2 separate regions of the Homo sapiens genome follow, and region 2 is linked to region 1. Evidence: chromatin contacts called from ENCODE Hi-C or POLR2A ChIA-PET data. All regions are on one chromosome and are shown on one strand. Each heading gives the region's core, a stretch centred on a gene start or an enhancer-like site at or near the end of the contact. The rest is flanking DNA. Distances are from core to core; before and after follow the strand shown. Region 1 holds the start of GLS2 (glutaminase 2). Region 2 holds the start of MYL6 (myosin light chain 6).

Region 1 (3,823 bases), core at 1,324-3,823:
AACTAGATGATGAGTATTTTTCAAATTAGAAACAAAAAGAGGACCTGACCCTGCCAAGCTTTAACCACCTGGGACAACAAACTTGTTCTTCTCCAGCATCTTATACTTTACACAGTACCATTGGCCTCCCAAGTCACCAGTTCATGCTCCATCCTCATGCAAAGACAGCAATATTGTATTGGAGACAGTTAGTCCAAAGGTCCAAGTGCAGCTGGAGCTAGTTCTCTAAGCAAAGAACCTCTGCTTCCATGCATAGATCTTCTTCACTACCCAACCAGTTCCTATTAGTGGAAGAGTGCTGGGAGAAAGAGAGTAAGGAACTCATTAGAGTATAAAGCTAATTCAAAGAGGCAGAAATAGGAAAAAAAGGAAGCAAATTACTTCTGGGTAATGTTTAGAAATTCCCTAACAGATGGTATTTTTCTCTTGAATAGATCAAAACGTTTCAGATAAATCATATTTCTATGAAACAAGGATAAGATTCGTCTGTTACGTATGAAAAAAACTAATGCAGGATTGAGTTTACGTTAAGTATTGAGACCCAGAACTCTGCCTCTTGGGCAAAGCCAAGCATAAAGCAGCAAGCCCTCCCAGAATTAGACGGCTTTCCACGGACAGGAGAACAGATACAGCAGACACAGAATGACTACAGAAGGCGAAAACAAGCAAAAACAAATGTCACTCCATCTGGTTTTAAGCCAAATAAGCCCTCCAACCCTAACCAAGGCAAAGGAGAACTGCCTTTCCACAGAACACACCTGACTGGTTTCAGTACTTGTTTTCCCACGAGTACCCTTGAAACTCATTTTAATCCAAAAATGAAAACTATGGGACAAGCACGGTGGCTCATGCCTGTAATCCCAGCACTTGTGGGAGGCTGAGGCGGGCGGATCATCTGAGGTCAGGAGTTTGAGACCAGCCTGACCGATATGGCGAAACCACATCTTTACTAAATACAAAAAATTAGCTGGGCGAGGTAGCAGGCGCCTGTAATCCCAGCTACTAGGGAGGCTGAGGCAGGAGAATCGCATGAACCCAGGAGGCGGAGGTTGCAGTGAGTCGAGATTGCGCCATTGCACTCCAGCTAGGGCAACAAGAGCAAAACTTCGTCTCAAAAACAAACAAACAAAAACTAGTATTTTGTGATACAGCCAGAACTATCACAAGGAAAAGACTCCCAGTACTGTATCATAATACTTCCACATAAAATACCTCCTTTAGGGATGGGGTCATTTCTCCCGGGATAATTCAATTCAATGCTTAATTTTTGAGAAGGGCTGCATGAAGGAGAGACTTGTAGTTAAAAAAAAAAAACGGGTCTAATTTCTGGTTCTGGTACTTACTAGCTGGGTTACCTTATGCGAGAATTCTTAATTTCCTAGTCTTAGTTTCCTCACCTTCAAATTGAGACTAATAACTACTTTGTAGGTCTCTGGTAAGAGGGAGAGAGAAACTAAGCGGTTGGAACACCATGGGCACTCAATAATAGCTATCATTTACATAATGAGTCCCTACTAAATATGGATGCTGGGTTAGGCGCTGCCGAGATACAAGGTGAAAGTTCTAGCTGCAAATGGCAAAAGTCCTGAATGTTCTTGGATTTCAAAATGCTTTTTGTATATCGCCTCTTTTCTGCCCGTGAGGAGGACAAGGGCAAACAATTAAAATAGGAAAAATGTGGGGAGCACTTCATGGTTTATAAAACGTTTTTCTGCGTGCCAACTTATTTTAATGTCTTAACTTTCCAGATTTGAAAACAAGTCCTACACCAAATAAATGGTAGAGGGACACAAACTGGAACCCAGGCTTCCTAACCGCCAGAGCGACCTTCCCGCCGCCCAATGCCTCCCTGAGGTGCTGGTCGGCTGCTTCTGCCCGGGGTACCCAGCAGTCATCCTACTCTCCACTCAGCACCACCGCACGTCGGCCGCGCGCCACGCTACCCGCCGGGTTACTGGGCGCTGGTTTGGCCTTCGGAGGTCGAGGCTCTCTGAGTGACCTCCTGAACTGGGCTCACTCTTACTTAGCCTCCTCTCTCGAGGCAGCACCCTCCTCTCTACACGACAACTCCATCATTCGCAGCCCCACGGTGTTCCCGGGGAGCGCCTCCCGCCCCCACCGGCTTCGCCTCAGCTTGTCCTCGCCTTTCCCGCCCTCAGCATCCGCGGATACCCGCGCTCGCCGGGCCCACGCGGAAGCATCCGCAGACTGTCGCAAGGTCCCACCGTCTTGCTCTCATTGGGCAACCTTACCCTTTCCCCGCCTCAATGTTTTTGCTTCCTCAGTGATTGGACCTGGGCATTGTCCATTCCAGCTCCCAGGCACCGCCCTCTCTCCACCCACTAGAAAGCCACCCGGGTTCTCCTTCATCCCCAACGCTCCTCACCTAGCCCCTGTCCTGAGGGTGCCCCTAACCCTGGAGCCAGCTTTAAAGGGGCAGGCCCCTTCTCCTGCCCCAGCCCCAGCCCCACCCACCGGGCCCACATTCTCCGTCTTCCAGGTCCAGCGCTCCCTCACAGAACTCCCCCGCACCTTGTCTCGCTCGCTCCGCCCCTCCTTCCCAGCCACAGCTAGAGGTCCCGGGCGCACCTGCAGAGCCGGAGGCTTGCTGGGGCATGCGCTCCATGAAGGCTCTGCAGAAGGCCCTGAGCCGGGCTGGCAGTCACTGCGGGCGAGGAGGCTGGGGTCACCCGAGCCGGAGCCCCCTCCTTGGCGGGGGCGTCCGGCACCACCTCAGTGAGGCCGCGGCGCAGGGCAGAGAGACGCCACACAGCCACCAGCCGCAGCACCAGGATCAGTAAGGCTCCTGGGACAGGGCAGGGGACGGGCTTGCCCCCACTCCCACTGTGGTTCTCGCTAGTTCCCGAGTGCCCTTCCAAGGCAGCGCCGCTCATCTCCCCTCTCCTCGCTCACTAGCCCTCGGTGCCTTTTCCTTTGGATGTGGGGCTTTGGGTGCGCCGCGCTCGGGCGGTAATCTGCCGTCTGCCTAGGAGTGCGTTCGGGCAAGCGGGTCCTGGGGATGGCGCCTGTCCAAGGTGCGCACTTAACCCGGATCACAGATGCGCGCCGAGTGTTGCTTGGCTCACGTGTCTGAGTGCAGGGCCGGGCTCACGCCGCCAGTCCTCACCTTCCCTAGTCCTCGTGTGTATTTTAGGAGATGCGTGGATGTGGAACAGCCTCCTGCCTCCGGTCCAGGTGTACTGGGGTCTGTGTGTTGTGTTTCTGCGTGTTCTCGGCAGGTAATGTGTGATGCGCGTGTATTATTGGTGCGCAGGTACGTCCATAAGTGTTGGGTGTGTGCGTAGCAGTGCTCCCTGAACAGCAGAATGGGGGGGAATTTCCAAACTGGTTGTTGAATGGGGAGAATATTTGTAATGGAGGAAAGGTCTTTAAGACGCAGATTTCCCAAACCAGAGCCAGTCAGAGCCTTTATTTGTGCTGCCCAGGCTCCAGAATCTAAAACGTTCTCTTCCTTTGGGTGTTTCTTCCACCCAGGATGCCAAACCTTTATCTTCCCCACCGCCTAGGACACACTTGGTGGCTGAGCCTTTTTCTCTGAGACCCAGACGGTGCTGAGCAGGAAATCTTGTCCTCCCCAGAGGGCCAGCATAGACACTGTCCAAAGAGCCCCTGCTCTACTGTAGCAGGAACAGGAAATGGGCCATCTCCCTCGTCGCTGCCATCTCCCTGATGACACTCAGAAACATGGACACCATCAGTAAAGTAGCCAGACTGACACAACACTACCTCACCACTACTCGAGTCTCTGACACAACACTACCTCACCACTACTCGAGTCTCTGTCGTAAGGGACACCAATAGG
Region 2 (4,200 bases), core at 1,043-3,542, 330 kb after region 1:
CCCGACAGGATATGCCTCACAAACGCTGCAGGAAGGAAGAGACATTCATGGTGAAGACAAGACAAAGACATGGGGTGAGGGGTCAGGCAGTGGGGACAGACATTCCATTATTTCACTTCTCATTCCTTCCCACCCTCTACAATACTACCCCCTTCCTTTCCTGTTATACCGCCCTGACCTCCCACTCCTGGGCTGGGCTGGGCAGGGCCCTGCACCTTGCCTCCTGGCTCTTTTTGGAGCCCAAGTCCAGGGATAGGGAAAGCCCCAGACACTATACTTGACCTGCCCCATATGGCTGCTTTCTCTGAGAAAGCGCAGTTCACCTCTTACCTTCATAGTTGATACAACCATTGCTGTCCTCATGCCCTGCCACCAGCATCTCTACTTCTTCCTCTGTCATCTTCTCACCTGCAGGGGGAAAGAAAGCATTTTTGGAATTGGGTGACAAGTGAGGTACCTCAGGGTGCCATCTCAGCTCAAGGACAAGGACACAGAACCTTACCCAGTGTGACAAGAACATGCCGGATTTCAGCACCCATGACGGTGCCATTTCCTTCCTTGTCAAACACCCGAAGTCCTTCGACATAATCCTCATAGGTGCCCTGGTCCTTGTTCTTGGCCACTGTCTGCAGCATGGGCAGAAAGTGCTCAAAGTCCAGCACCTTCACATTCATCTCTGCCATAAAGGAGGTGGAAGTGTCAGGCCAGAGAAGTAACACAAGTTCTCAGGACAGGGGATTATAGAGACCTCAACTGAACAGAGAGATGACAGATGACTCCCCACTAAAAGCAAGGAAATCCATGGGATTTGCTAATCCAGACTTGCTTGAGTTTGGGGCCTATGAAGATAAAGGGAAGCTCTTAGCTGAAGAACTGTGGGCCCATGACCACACTGAGGAGTTGTTCTTTAGGCCCCTCACCATCACTCTTGGGGTTCCCCAGGACCTTGAGCACCTCGGCGTTGGTAGGGTTCTGGCCCAGGGCCCTCATCACATCCCCACACTGGCTGTACAGGATCTTGCCATCACCTGTTCGGTCAAACAGCTGGAAGGCCTCCTTGAACTCTGAGGATTCAGATGAATGTCAACACAGGATTTGAGGGTTAATCCAAACCCTACCTCAGAGCTCTGCTGCCCATTCAACTTTGATCATGCTGAGGAAACGAGATATCTGCACCAAACTGTACACCAAAGTCTACTTAAGAGGGCTCTATTTCTCTTCCTCCCAACTCAAGTGTTCTATATAGAGGCTTCCTCCCCTTCTGGCAGCCTGGTAACATCCATTTACACAACCCCTCTGCCTGCGGCAGGCCTGCCAATCTCCACTGCTGCTACTACACTTCTCAGGGCAGGAATTCGCCACCGCCCAGTCTCAGTCCTGTCCTTATAAGGAAGTGGGAGCAGCAGCCTGGGACTAGGGTCATCCCAACCTGCCACTTCGCACCCCTCCAGTATAAAGAGAACTTCCAGAGGGTATAGCTACAGTCATATCCTTAGCAAACTCCCCTGTCTTGTCCCCATCTGCACAGAATATCAGGTCACTGCTCTACAATCTTCACAACTGCAAGCTGGGAGGGCGGGGACAGTTATCACAAGAGGAGAAAAGAGGCAGAAGTAGCTGATTAAAGGACAAAGGAAAGCAGGCAGCTTTATACACCCTCCCGAGACCCCACACACAGCAGGCATTAAGTGACCAAGTTTTTTCACATACCCACACCACCTAAAACTCACCCAGTGCTTGGGATCAGATCTAGAGTGGAAGGGGAGGGAGGAAGAAAGTGAGAAAAGAAAATGGAGGATCCAGAAGAAGAGAAAATAATCCAGGGGGTAATCTCATGGGGGTGCTAAAGAGATGACAGATTAAGATTAGAGGATAGGTGCTGGGGGGAGGGTGTCCCTCTCCCTAAGGGTGACCTCGGTAGGGATCAGAGATAACCTACCTGCGGTCTGGTCTTCGGTGAAGTCACACTGCTCAGAGAAGAGGGAAGTGGTCAGCATCTGAACGCCAATCCCCCGAGTTTCTATCCCAGCCCCACAAACTCTGACCCACAAACTCTGACCCACAAACTCCTGTTTCAGGCTGCAGACTCGCTTCCCCGCAGGGCCCCAGTCTTTCCAACCCCACCTCCAACCTTTCGGGTCCTCAGATTCCCTTTGCCTCCTACCCCTGCCTTCTCCTCGCCCCCCACCCGTCTCTTCCTGCCTCTCGTCCCCAATCCTGCCCGTCTCCCAAGACCTGGGCCCCACCATCTTGACTGCTCAGCTCTCCGGGACCTTTTCCTGCAGTAATGGCTCCGACTCTCGGCCCAACCCTAGTCTTAGTACGTCCCGATGACGTCACCCTCAGAGGACTCAGCCAATAGGAACCGTGGCCTGGGTTTATGCAGACGATTGCTACATTAGTAATGACTTGGGCGGGGTCCGCTGTTCCTTTCTCCAGCGCCACCTGGGCACAGAACCCGCTCGGAGGTGGGGGGGGTCGTGGGGGGAGGTGGGGGGGCGGGGGTCGTGGGGGGACGTGGGCTGGGGCACAATGAATCTGCACCTCCCAACAGCAGGAAGATCAGAGGATTGGAAGAGGAGAGAGCCCTCTTTTCCCGCCCTCTCCTCCTAGCACCCTCCCCGTCTCCCGCTGCTCCCCCAACCATGAAAAAAATAGCAGTCTGAAACCAAGAGAGGAACCCAGTCTTTATTTTGAAACAATAGGTGGCCTCCTGGTGGCTGGAACGTGCTTTCGCCTGCGGGGCCCAGTGTCCGGACCCCACTGGATCTGTGGAAAAAAACCAAAGTTGCGAAGCGCTGGAGCCCGTGCAGCAACCGGACAGCAGAATGAACTCCGCTGCTTTTCTATGTTGGCTGAGAGAAGGGCGGGAGACTTGCCTCGTAAGGCGCGGCGAAGGGGTGGGAGGGCCCTACCTGCAGCACTCAGACGCTTAGGATGTGTTTCAAGAAGGCTGCAGAGAGAGGAGGCAAGAGGGGCTTCAGAAGCAGGCCTTTGGATAATACATCTGACTCTAGGTAATCCAGGGGTGCCCCCGCCCACACGCGGCAAGACGCCAGGCTGCCCTCCTCCCTCGGCCCCGCTCCCGCTTTTTTGTCCCCTCACCCTCGTAGTTGATGCAGCCGTTGCTGTCCTCGTGTCCTGCCAGAACGGTCTCCACCTCCTCCTCAGTCATCTTCTCTCCTGAATCCCAGACACAACGTCTGAGGCCCTCCTTTCCCTCCTTCACTCACCCAGGCCACGCTTTTCCTTTTTTTTTTTGAGACGGAGTTTCGCTCCTGTCGCTCAGGCTGGAGTGCAGTGGAGCGGAGCGATCTCGGCTCACTGCAACCTCCGCCTCCCGTGTTCACGCGATTCTCCTGCCTCACCCTCCCGAGTAGCTGGGATTACAGGCGCCCGGCTAATTTTTTGTATTTTTGGTAGAGACGAGGTTTCGCCATGTTGGGCAGGCTGCTCTCAAACTCTTGACCTCAGGTCATACACCTGCCTCGGCCTCCCAAAGTGCTAGGATTACAGGCGTGAGCCACCGCGCCTGGCTTTTTCCATATATTTTTGTAAACAACAATATAAACATAACAATTGTAATTTTTTTTTTTTTTTTTTGAGATAGGGTCTCCCTCTGTCACCCAGGCTGGAGTGCAGTGACATCATCATGGCTCACTGCAACTTCCACCTCCTGGGCTCCAGTGATTCACATCGGCCTTCGAAGTAGCTGGGACTACAAGCGTGCACCACCACGCCTGGCTAATTTTTAAATTTTTTTGTAGAGACATGGTTTTGCCATGTTGCTCAGGCTGGTCTCGAACTCCTGAGCTCAAATGATCTGCCCATCTCGGCCTCCCAAAATGCTGAGATTACAGGTGTGAGCCACCACGCCCAGCCTTGTACTTTTTTTTTTTTTAAATAGAGATAGAATCTCACTACGTTGCCCAGGCTGGTCTCGAACTCCTGGGCTCAAGCGATCCTCCTGCCTTGGCCTCCCAAAGTGCTAGGATTACAGGAGTGAGCCACTGCTCCCGGCCAGCCCATGCTGTTTTGCTTTTTTTTAAACTGAGTCTTGCTCTATCACCCAGGCTGGAGTACAGTGGCACGGTCTCGGCTCACCGCAACCTCCACCTCCCGGGTTAAAGCGATTCTCCTGCCTTAGCCTACCAAGTAGCTGGGATTACAGGCACCCGCCATCATGCCTGGCTAATTTTT

The links. Hi-C counts contacts between places; a loop is a spot of excess contacts on that map. ChIA-PET counts read pairs that join two places held with the same protein, here RNA polymerase II (POLR2A). Pooled maps may share reads with other maps.
Region 2: a loop to region 1 is called in a pooled map, with 2.0 times the contacts of the local background. The contact joins the promoter of MYL6 here to the promoter of GLS2 in region 1. A Hi-C loop is called at or near these places in 5 of 50 pooled maps. POLR2A ChIA-PET finds 5 or more read pairs at or near these places in 3 of 52 experiments (MCF 10A, OCI-LY7 and activated CD8-positive, alpha-beta memory T cell).

Annotation. Positions count from the first base shown.
Region 1 is chr12:56,486,911-56,490,733 of GRCh38, reverse strand. It overlaps GLS2 (glutaminase 2), which reads left to right and starts at 2,573. Exons shown (of 18, transcript NM_013267.4): 1 at 2,573-2,797. The coding sequence starts at 2,616. LOC124902944 (a long non-coding RNA gene) reads right to left here. Exons shown (of 2, transcript XR_007063331.1): 1 at 3,782-3,823; 2 at 3,402-3,747. RefSeq lists a silencer at 2,227-2,656 and an enhancer at 2,817-3,036.
Region 2 is chr12:56,156,451-56,160,650 of GRCh38, reverse strand. MYL6 (myosin light chain 6) reads right to left here and starts at 2,292. Exons shown (of 7, transcript NM_021019.5): 1 at 2,247-2,292; 2 at 1,940-1,967; 3 at 921-1,064; 4 at 503-676; 5 at 331-408; 6 at 1-25. The coding sequence starts at 2,249. MYL6B (myosin light chain 6B) reads right to left here. Exons shown (of 8, transcript NM_002475.5): 6 at 3,106-3,183; 7 at 2,916-2,953; 8 at 2,669-2,769. The coding sequence ends at 2,925. MYL6B-AS1 (MYL6B antisense RNA 1) reads left to right here and starts at 2,426. Exons shown (of 3, transcript NR_186043.1): 1 at 2,426-2,468; 2 at 2,706-3,017. RefSeq lists enhancers at 1-23, 994-1,063, 1,104-1,173, 3,184-3,293 and silencers at 1,844-2,023, 2,394-2,563.